Linked DNA regions of Mus musculus: regions 1 and 3 are each linked to region 2. The links are chromatin loops, found by intact Hi-C in ENCODE. Cell type or tissue: left cerebral cortex. All regions are shown on one strand.

Region 1 (2,500 bases), 180 kb after region 2:
GGGTGGCACAGCACATGGGGCGAGGGCAGGTGGAGATGACACAAGTGGGGCGGTAGCAAGTGGTTTGGCAGCAGACCTGACCGCAGACTGGTCTCAGACAGCAGCAGGGGCGGCAACAGGGGCGGCAGCAAGGGCGGCAGCAGCTGGAGCCACAGCAGCTAGAACCACCACAAGATGGTTGGCAGCAGCTGGAGATGCAGCAGCTGGGGCGGCAGCAGCTGGGGCGGCAGCAGGTGGGCTGGCAGCACGCAGACTGGCAGCACTGGGGTCTGCAGCAGCTGGACACACAGCAGCTGGGCCTGCAGCAACTGGGCCTACAGCAGCTGGGGCGACAGCAGCTGGAGATGCAGCAGCTGGGGCGGCAGCAGGTGGGCTGGCAGCACACAGACTGGCAGCACTGAGGCCTGCAGCAGCTGGACACACAGCAGCTGGGCTGGCAGCAGCCTTGGCTACAGCCCTCCTCAGAGCAGACAGAGCCACAACAGGAGCTGACCATGGTGTTAGAGGTGGAGGTTCTGGGTGGGTTTCTGAGAGAGTGATTTGAGGATCTGAAGGTCTCCGGGCTGGTATTCCCTTTTATACTCTGCTCAGCAAGTGGTGTTACCATGAGCAAAGCTCCCTTCCTTGTTTTCCTAACCAGGAAATTAATTAGTGCTATTAAAGCATAATCATGTTTACAAGGTTAAATATCCCAATGTTTAGAAAGGGCATCATTTTCTTTTCCTACATTCTTATGATTCATTGAATTAAGGCGTGTGAAATGACACTCGTGCTTCTATTTCTGCCTATGTACCTTCTAAACTGAAACTAGCACACAATACATGTGTCACTTACGATTGCCTGATAATATTTTGAGAATGGCTCCTTTTCTGTGGATAAGCTTAATCTATTGCCTGGTAGAGCATCGGTGCAGTTACTTGTATACAATCAGGGACAAGTATATTCATAGCTGTAATTATTGTACCCACATGGTTAGCATTTTATGAGCATTATTCAATGCCAAAGACTCGTTTAAGGAGCCAACTTCTCCCCCTAGGGATCCTCTCTGTGTGTGGCATATGGAATATGAATGGGTTTCATCTGTCTCCTGATAAGCCAGCATATGCAGTGGATTCTGCTTTCTATAAAAGAAAAAAAAGTTCCATGCAAAAATCCTTCCCTGCCACTCTTTCAATAATTATGGGTTTGAGATACTCTACCTGGAAAATGAGCGCATAGTAGTTTTGCTTGTTTTCCTAACACTAAAGTATGCTATGTTACAAAGGGAATTCTGACACAAAGGTAAAGTTCTGAAGACCAGGATCCAGACCAAGAGTCACATATTCATATCTCATGTACTTATCAGTGAAGAGCAAGATCACAGGAATCATCACTGTTAGTGAGCGCTGGCCACGCTCCAAGATCTCCTGTTCGTGCTTTGTGGTCATTGTAGTGAGTTTACTTTCCATAGAATCTACAAGGCATCACGTCACTACAGCTCATGCAGAAGTCAGTTAAAGTTGTTATAGCCTTCAGTAGTCCACTGAGAAGATATTGTATTAATTTTTATACCTTCAGTTGCCCTGTTCCATCTCCTTAGAATGGACCTTCTTCAGCTTCTTTCCAGAAAGTTCTTTTTACTTCAGGTCAATCAGCAGCCCCTCTCTCTTCCCTCCCCAGTGTTTTCTCTGGCATTATTGTATTAGTTTATGGGAAATTAAACTTCTCCACTTGCTTGTCTTTATACTGGGAAGAGCCCAACTTGAGCCCATATGACTTTAATATGAATGTGTTCAACTGTCTTGTCCCAAATGGTAACTCTTTATTAGATATTTTCTTTATTTACATTTTAAATGTTATCCCCTTTCCTAGTTTCCCCTCCAAAAATTCCCTATCCCCTCCCCCCTCTCCCTGCTCCCCAACCCACCCACTCCCATTCCTAGTTCTGGCATTCCCCTATACTGGGGCATAGAACCTTCACGGGACCAAGGTCCTCTCCTCCCATTGATGACTGACTAGGCCATCCTTTGCTACATATATAGCTAGAGCCACAAGTTCCACCATGTCATTTCTTTGATTGGTGGTATAGTTCCAAGGAGCTCTGAGGGTACTGGTTACTTCATATTGATGTTCCTTCTATGGGGCTTCAGTTCCCTTTGGCTCACTGGGTATTTCTCTGGCTCCTTCATTGGGGACCTTGTGCTTCGTCCAATGGATGACTGTGAGCATCCAGTTTTGTATTTGCCGGGCACTGGCAGAGCTTCAGAGGAGACAGCTATATCAGGCTCCTGTCAGCAGGCTCTTGTTGGTATCTGCCTAGTGACTGGGTTTGGTGGTTGTTTATGAAGTGGATCCCCGGGTGGGGCAGTCTCTGGATGGTCCTTCCTTCTGTCTCAGCTCCAGACTTTGTCTCTTGAGGCGAGCATTTATAGATATGTATTATCACGTCATCATCACACTTGGTGTGATGTACAATATTCATTAACTTGATGGGTTTTAGAATCTCGATGGAAACTCACAT
Region 2 (2,500 bases):
TATTGGTCATGTGTATAGTTTTTGTACTGGACGATGGGTTAAGTTGGATTATTTTCAAATCTGAGAAAGGATAACACCATGCTACTTTGTACTCCTGAGCCCAGAAACTGTTATCGGAAGGCACTCTAGATGTTTTAACAAACACAGCAAAGTACTAGATCCATCCAGAGCATGGACTCCAAGTCTCTCCGAATCTTGTCCTCAGATTAGTCGAGGCTAGTCTCCAAAGTCCTGCCAAGCTTATTAAGGGTGTTGAGTGATTGCTGTTATGTTCGCATTATCTTAGTATTTTACTTTAAATGTTTCCTGGGTTTGACAGACCTCTGGAAACGTGCCAGTGGGGATGCCTATGATGTAGGGCATTGGGACCAGGAAACCCGGTTGCACTGGGTTTTGATGCAGAACTCAGACAATGAACGAGTCAAGTCTTAGTTTATCTTTTCAGCAATACTAGTTTTGGGGTTCTCCCACGTTGAAATCAGAAGTCCCTGTCCCTGTAACACTGCCTGTGTCTGCTCTGGCTCCAAGCCTCAGCTGCCACCTGACCTGTGTGGCACTGTCACCATGGGGAGCTCATGGTTCTGGTCACCTGATTTTCGTCTGCACCTGTTAGCAAGCACTGTTTGTCTGCTGACTCCCAGAGAGTGAGGGGATGGTAAAAGCATGACTTTAAATATCCTTTAACTTTTCCAGAAGCTTCTTATTAGGGCACCGGTGTTAAAAGGAAAAGAAGTCTCTTATATTGTAATGATCTCAGGGAGCTGAGTGGCCCAGTGTGTGTGTGTGTGTGTGTGTGTGTGTGTGTGTGTGTGTGTGTGAGAGAGAGAGAGAGAGAGAGAGAGAGAGAGAGAGAGAGAGAAAAGAAAGAGAGAAAGCTACTGAAAGTTTCTAGCTTATTCTCCAATCAGATGGGCTCAGAGGAGGCCCTGAACACATTGTGAGACCAGAGTGGCCATTTGTTTTCAATCACTGTGCCCACCAGGGAATAGGTTAAGCCTGCCCTGACATCACCCCTTCCCACTGACCTGGTCAGCTCTGTCCTTTGTGGATGGACTAACTATGATGAAGTAGAGTAATATGAAGCTGTCCTTATTATGGATTGGAGGGGACAGAACATCTGCTGTCTCATAGGGCTCCATTTATTTTGAGAAAGATCTTTGGCTAGAATTCCAGTTCAAATAACTGTTAAAGTGTTCCCTGTCACACACAGGACTTCATGTTCTGTGAGGTGGTGTCATGCAGGCTCAACGGAGATAAGAGAAGGCCTAGTTATGTCCTGGTGGCCATTTTTTGCCATCGTTCACAGGATACAGTCAGTATAATCCCTGAGGTCTTTTATGTGATGACATGGAGATTAATTTGACTTCAAATTTGCACCTTGAAGAAGGAAAAAGCGTGCCTTGCCTCTTTGGCCAGCAGGGGTCGCTCTTGCTCTTTCTCTCTAACAGAGGCTAACCTGAAGCAACCCCTTCCAGGTTGCTGGGGATAAAAAAAAAAAAAAAAAAAAAAAAAAAAAAAAAAAAAAAAATCCAGTTTCTGACTCACCTCCCGACCTTTTTACTCTGTTCAAATTAGCATCTTGCGAAAAACACCATGATGAGCAATAGTTGACCATGAGTCTGGAAAGGGATTGAAGAAAACTATACAGTTTTAAAAGAAAACTGCCCATGGTCTCTTTTGACTATTTAAAATTTTTGCCCTGGGTTAGCAGCAGGGATGGGGTGGAGTGGGGTGAGGAGAATGATTCAGACATTTTAAAAATCTTTTAAGTGATTGCACCAATTCTAACCTCTTTAGGTAGTCTGCAAAGTGCCTTTGCTTCCATTTAGTCGGCTGTGAAGGATCAAAGCCCCTTTTTGCTTTACTAAGAGATGGTCCACTTTTCCCAGGGCAGAGTTATTGAGAGAGGCCTAATTACCCTGCTGTGATTTTAACCCAGTTAGTTCTGCTCTCCCAACCACAGCAGAGGTTGGGACTCCTTTTCCGCAAAAGTTACAGGCCTGATGGTAATTTTTATTTTCATATATGTATGAATATATATGTATATGTATGCATATGTGTGTGTGTGTGTGTGTGTGTGTATGAACTGGCCTGGAACTCACTATGTCATTTTGTAGCCCAGGCTAGCCTCAGGCTCACAGTGATCCTTCTGTCTCTGCCTCCTGAAGACCAGGATTGTAGGCATGAGCCACTCATCACACCTGGTCCCTGGAGGTAAATATTTAAAAATCTCTGGGGTCAAAGAAACAGGTCTGTAACTCTGCCCTTGCACAATCTGTCATGGATGACATGTAAGTGGGTCACTGTGTCTTAACAAACGTTATGCCCACTTCAGTCACTCCTTCACCTACAGACACCTACAGATGTTCAAAACCAGTCAACACCCCTACCTAGCTGTTATTTTACATTCTTTATAAACAGGAACTCTATTCTAGTGAAGTCACTGATCAGATCCCCCCAGTTCAACCTCTTTCCTGGTGCCAAATGTCCCTAAGTGCAT
Region 3 (2,500 bases), 170 kb after region 2:
ATGGAATGACGTGTTTGAAGCACGTCTAAATTCGGGAGGGAAATGTGCTTTTTGATCATGCCACCCGGGAAAGGGGCAGCCTTGGGGAAATGTCACCACCTTCAGCAACTGCAATGAGTTCTGCCCAGTTTTCATCCACATTACCTGTCTGCCTCAGAGATGGTCTTTCTATGCAGAAGGATGTATGTCCCACTGATAATCTGCCCCCGGTGAAGCCTGGATGTGGACACAGGCTTACCACACTTGACTCTGGAGTAGAACATATAATGATATTGCTAAGCTGACCACTGGTTGTGTTTAATTCCCTCAACATTGAAGTCTGAAAGGTCATGTGGGCTGTGTGCAGTCTTCCTAGATAATTCTCCCTGTTATGTACTCACGGCTGCTTCATCATTTTTAATCCTACTCCCCTAAAAAAAAACTACCAAGCAATTAATTTATCTGAAACAAAGAAGACTTTCTAGAGAAAACGAGGGAGTGATCAACACGCATTTCTCTCAGAAGTTTGACTCATATATGTTGTCTGCTTTTTTTTTTAAATTTACTTTACAGCCCACTCACTGCCCTCCTCTGATCACCCTCTCCCACAGTCCTTCCTCAATTCTCCCCCTCCCTTTTTCCATTGAGCAGGTGGGGGGCAGGCCCCTTTGGTATCCTTGCTACCCTAGCTCTTCAGGTGTCTGTGAGGCTAGGTGCTGCCTCTCCCACTGAGGCCAGACAAGACAGCCCAGCTAGAACATATCCCTCACATAGGCAACAGCTTTTGGGATACTCCCCACTCTAGTTGTTCAGGACCCACATGAAGGTCAAGCTGCGCATCTGGTACATATGAGTGGGGCAAGCCTAGGTCCAGCCTGTGTTTGTTCTTTGATTGGTGGTTCAGACTCTGAGAGCTCCAAGGGTCTCTGTTGACTCTGTTGGTTTTCACATGGAGTTCCTATCCCCTTTGGGCTCTGCAATTCTTCTTCCTATTCTTCCATAAGAGTCCCCAAGCTCCATCCACTGTTTGGCTATGGGTGTCTGTATCTGTCTGAGTCAGCTGCCGCGTGAAGCCTCTCAGAGCACAATATGCTCCTGTCTGCAAGCAAAACTACCTCAAGACTCAGCTATACCACTCCTGGGCATATACCCAAAAGATGCCCCAACATTTCACAAAGACACTTCCTCAACTATGTTCACAGAAGATTTATTCATAATAGCCAGAAACTGGTAACAGCCTAGATGTCCCTCAACTGAAGAATGGATAAAGAAAATGTGGTTCATTTACACAATGGAATACTATTCAGCTAATGAAAACCAAGACATCGTGAATTTTGCAGGCAAATGGATGAAACTTGAGAATATCATCCTGAGTGAGCTAATCTAGTCCCAAAAGGGCATGCATGGTATGTACTCACTGATAAGTGGATATTAGCCATAAAATACAGGTACCATGGTACACTCCACAGACAAAAAGAAGCTAAACAAGAAGGAAGGCCAAATGAGGAAGCTTGAATCTCACTTAGAAGGGGAAATAAAATATTCATAAGAGGCAGATGGAGGGAGGGGACTGACAGGGAGGGGAGTTGGGGGAGAGGAGTGGGGGTTTCGGGTTCAGGTGAGGGGAAGGACAGGAGAGATGGCTAGATGGCCACGAAAATGAATGGAGCTCTGCAACTGATGGGGGTGTGCTCTGCTTTTTAAGTGTACCAAAATACAATTCTCACGTGGGCAGAAGTTTGTGAGATTTTTGGGTGTAGTTTTTGATGTTACTAGGAGACACAATCTCACAGCAAATTCCCTGATCCTCTATTTCTTAAAATCTTTCCATCTTCTCTTCCACAATGTTCCCTGAGCTGTGGGTGAGGGAATGTTTTTTATAGATGTATCTGTTGGGACTGTGCTCCACAACTCTGCAGAATGATTGGCTGTGGTTTTTGGTAGTAGGCTCAACCTATATCTGGGAATATGTGTGTGCAACAACTGCTGAAAAGAGAGGCAGTAGATTTGAAGGAGAGTAAGGTGGGATATATGGAAGGATTTGGAAGGAGAAATGTCATAATTAAAATACAATCTCAATAAATAGCTAGGTAACTAACTATTTAACTAAGATTAAAAAAAATACATTTACCCAGGAAACATATGCAAAGGCTTCAAGGTTTCTTTCTCTCTTTTTAAATTTTAATCCCCCCCCCCACTCTGTGTGTGTGTGTGTGTGTGTGTGTGTGTGTGTGTTTGCAGTTGCCACAGCATGCATGTACTCAGAGAACCACTCATGGTAGTCAGTCTCCTCCCACCCCGTGATTGCCAGGTTTACAGCTCTGATCAGCAGGTTTGTTAATTAACTAACTGCCTTTATCCACTGTACCATTTCACTCACCCTCTTTTTTTGATTTTTTAACATATTTACATATATATTTTTAAAGAAAGAAGCAGTCGCATTCAATTTTTATTATCCTTGTGTTGGATGTTTATTTTTGTTACACAGAAGTAGTAAAGTATGAAAAATCTTTGCAAAAGC

The links. Peaks named below come from ENCODE experiments on the same cell type or tissue, not always from the same donor. Only the 100,000 strongest peaks of a DNase experiment are listed, where the experiment ranks them.
Region 1: it touches region 2 in a loop (4-fold over the local background); 2 of 42 quality-filtered maps call a loop at or near these places.
Region 3: a loop joins it to region 2, with 3 times the contacts of the local background. A loop is called at or near these places in 2 of 42 quality-filtered maps.

What each region holds. Positions count from the first base shown.
Region 1 is chr11:99,643,540-99,646,039 of GRCm38, forward strand. Krtap4-7 (keratin associated protein 4-7) reads right to left here and starts at 550. Exons shown (of 1, transcript NM_029613.1): 1 at 1-550. The coding sequence starts at 496. In left cerebral cortex, no CTCF peak of the experiment used is centred here; a DNase peak (open chromatin) is centred at 1,008.
Region 2 is chr11:99,463,568-99,466,067 of GRCm38, forward strand. No RefSeq gene overlaps it. Among named protein-coding and RNA genes, the nearest start is that of Krt20, 27 kb to the left of the region's middle. In left cerebral cortex, a CTCF peak has its summit at 1,416 (motif pointing right); DNase peaks (open chromatin) are centred at 1,417 and 1,717; H3K27ac peaks cover 378 bases.
Region 3 is chr11:99,631,686-99,634,185 of GRCm38, forward strand. Krtap4-2 (keratin associated protein 4-2) reads right to left here. Exons shown (of 1, transcript NM_026807.2): 1 at 2,429-2,500. Among named protein-coding and RNA genes, the nearest start is that of Krtap4-2, 2.1 kb to the right of the region's middle. In left cerebral cortex, no CTCF peak of the experiment used is centred here; DNase peaks (open chromatin) are centred at 1,083, 1,829 and 2,237.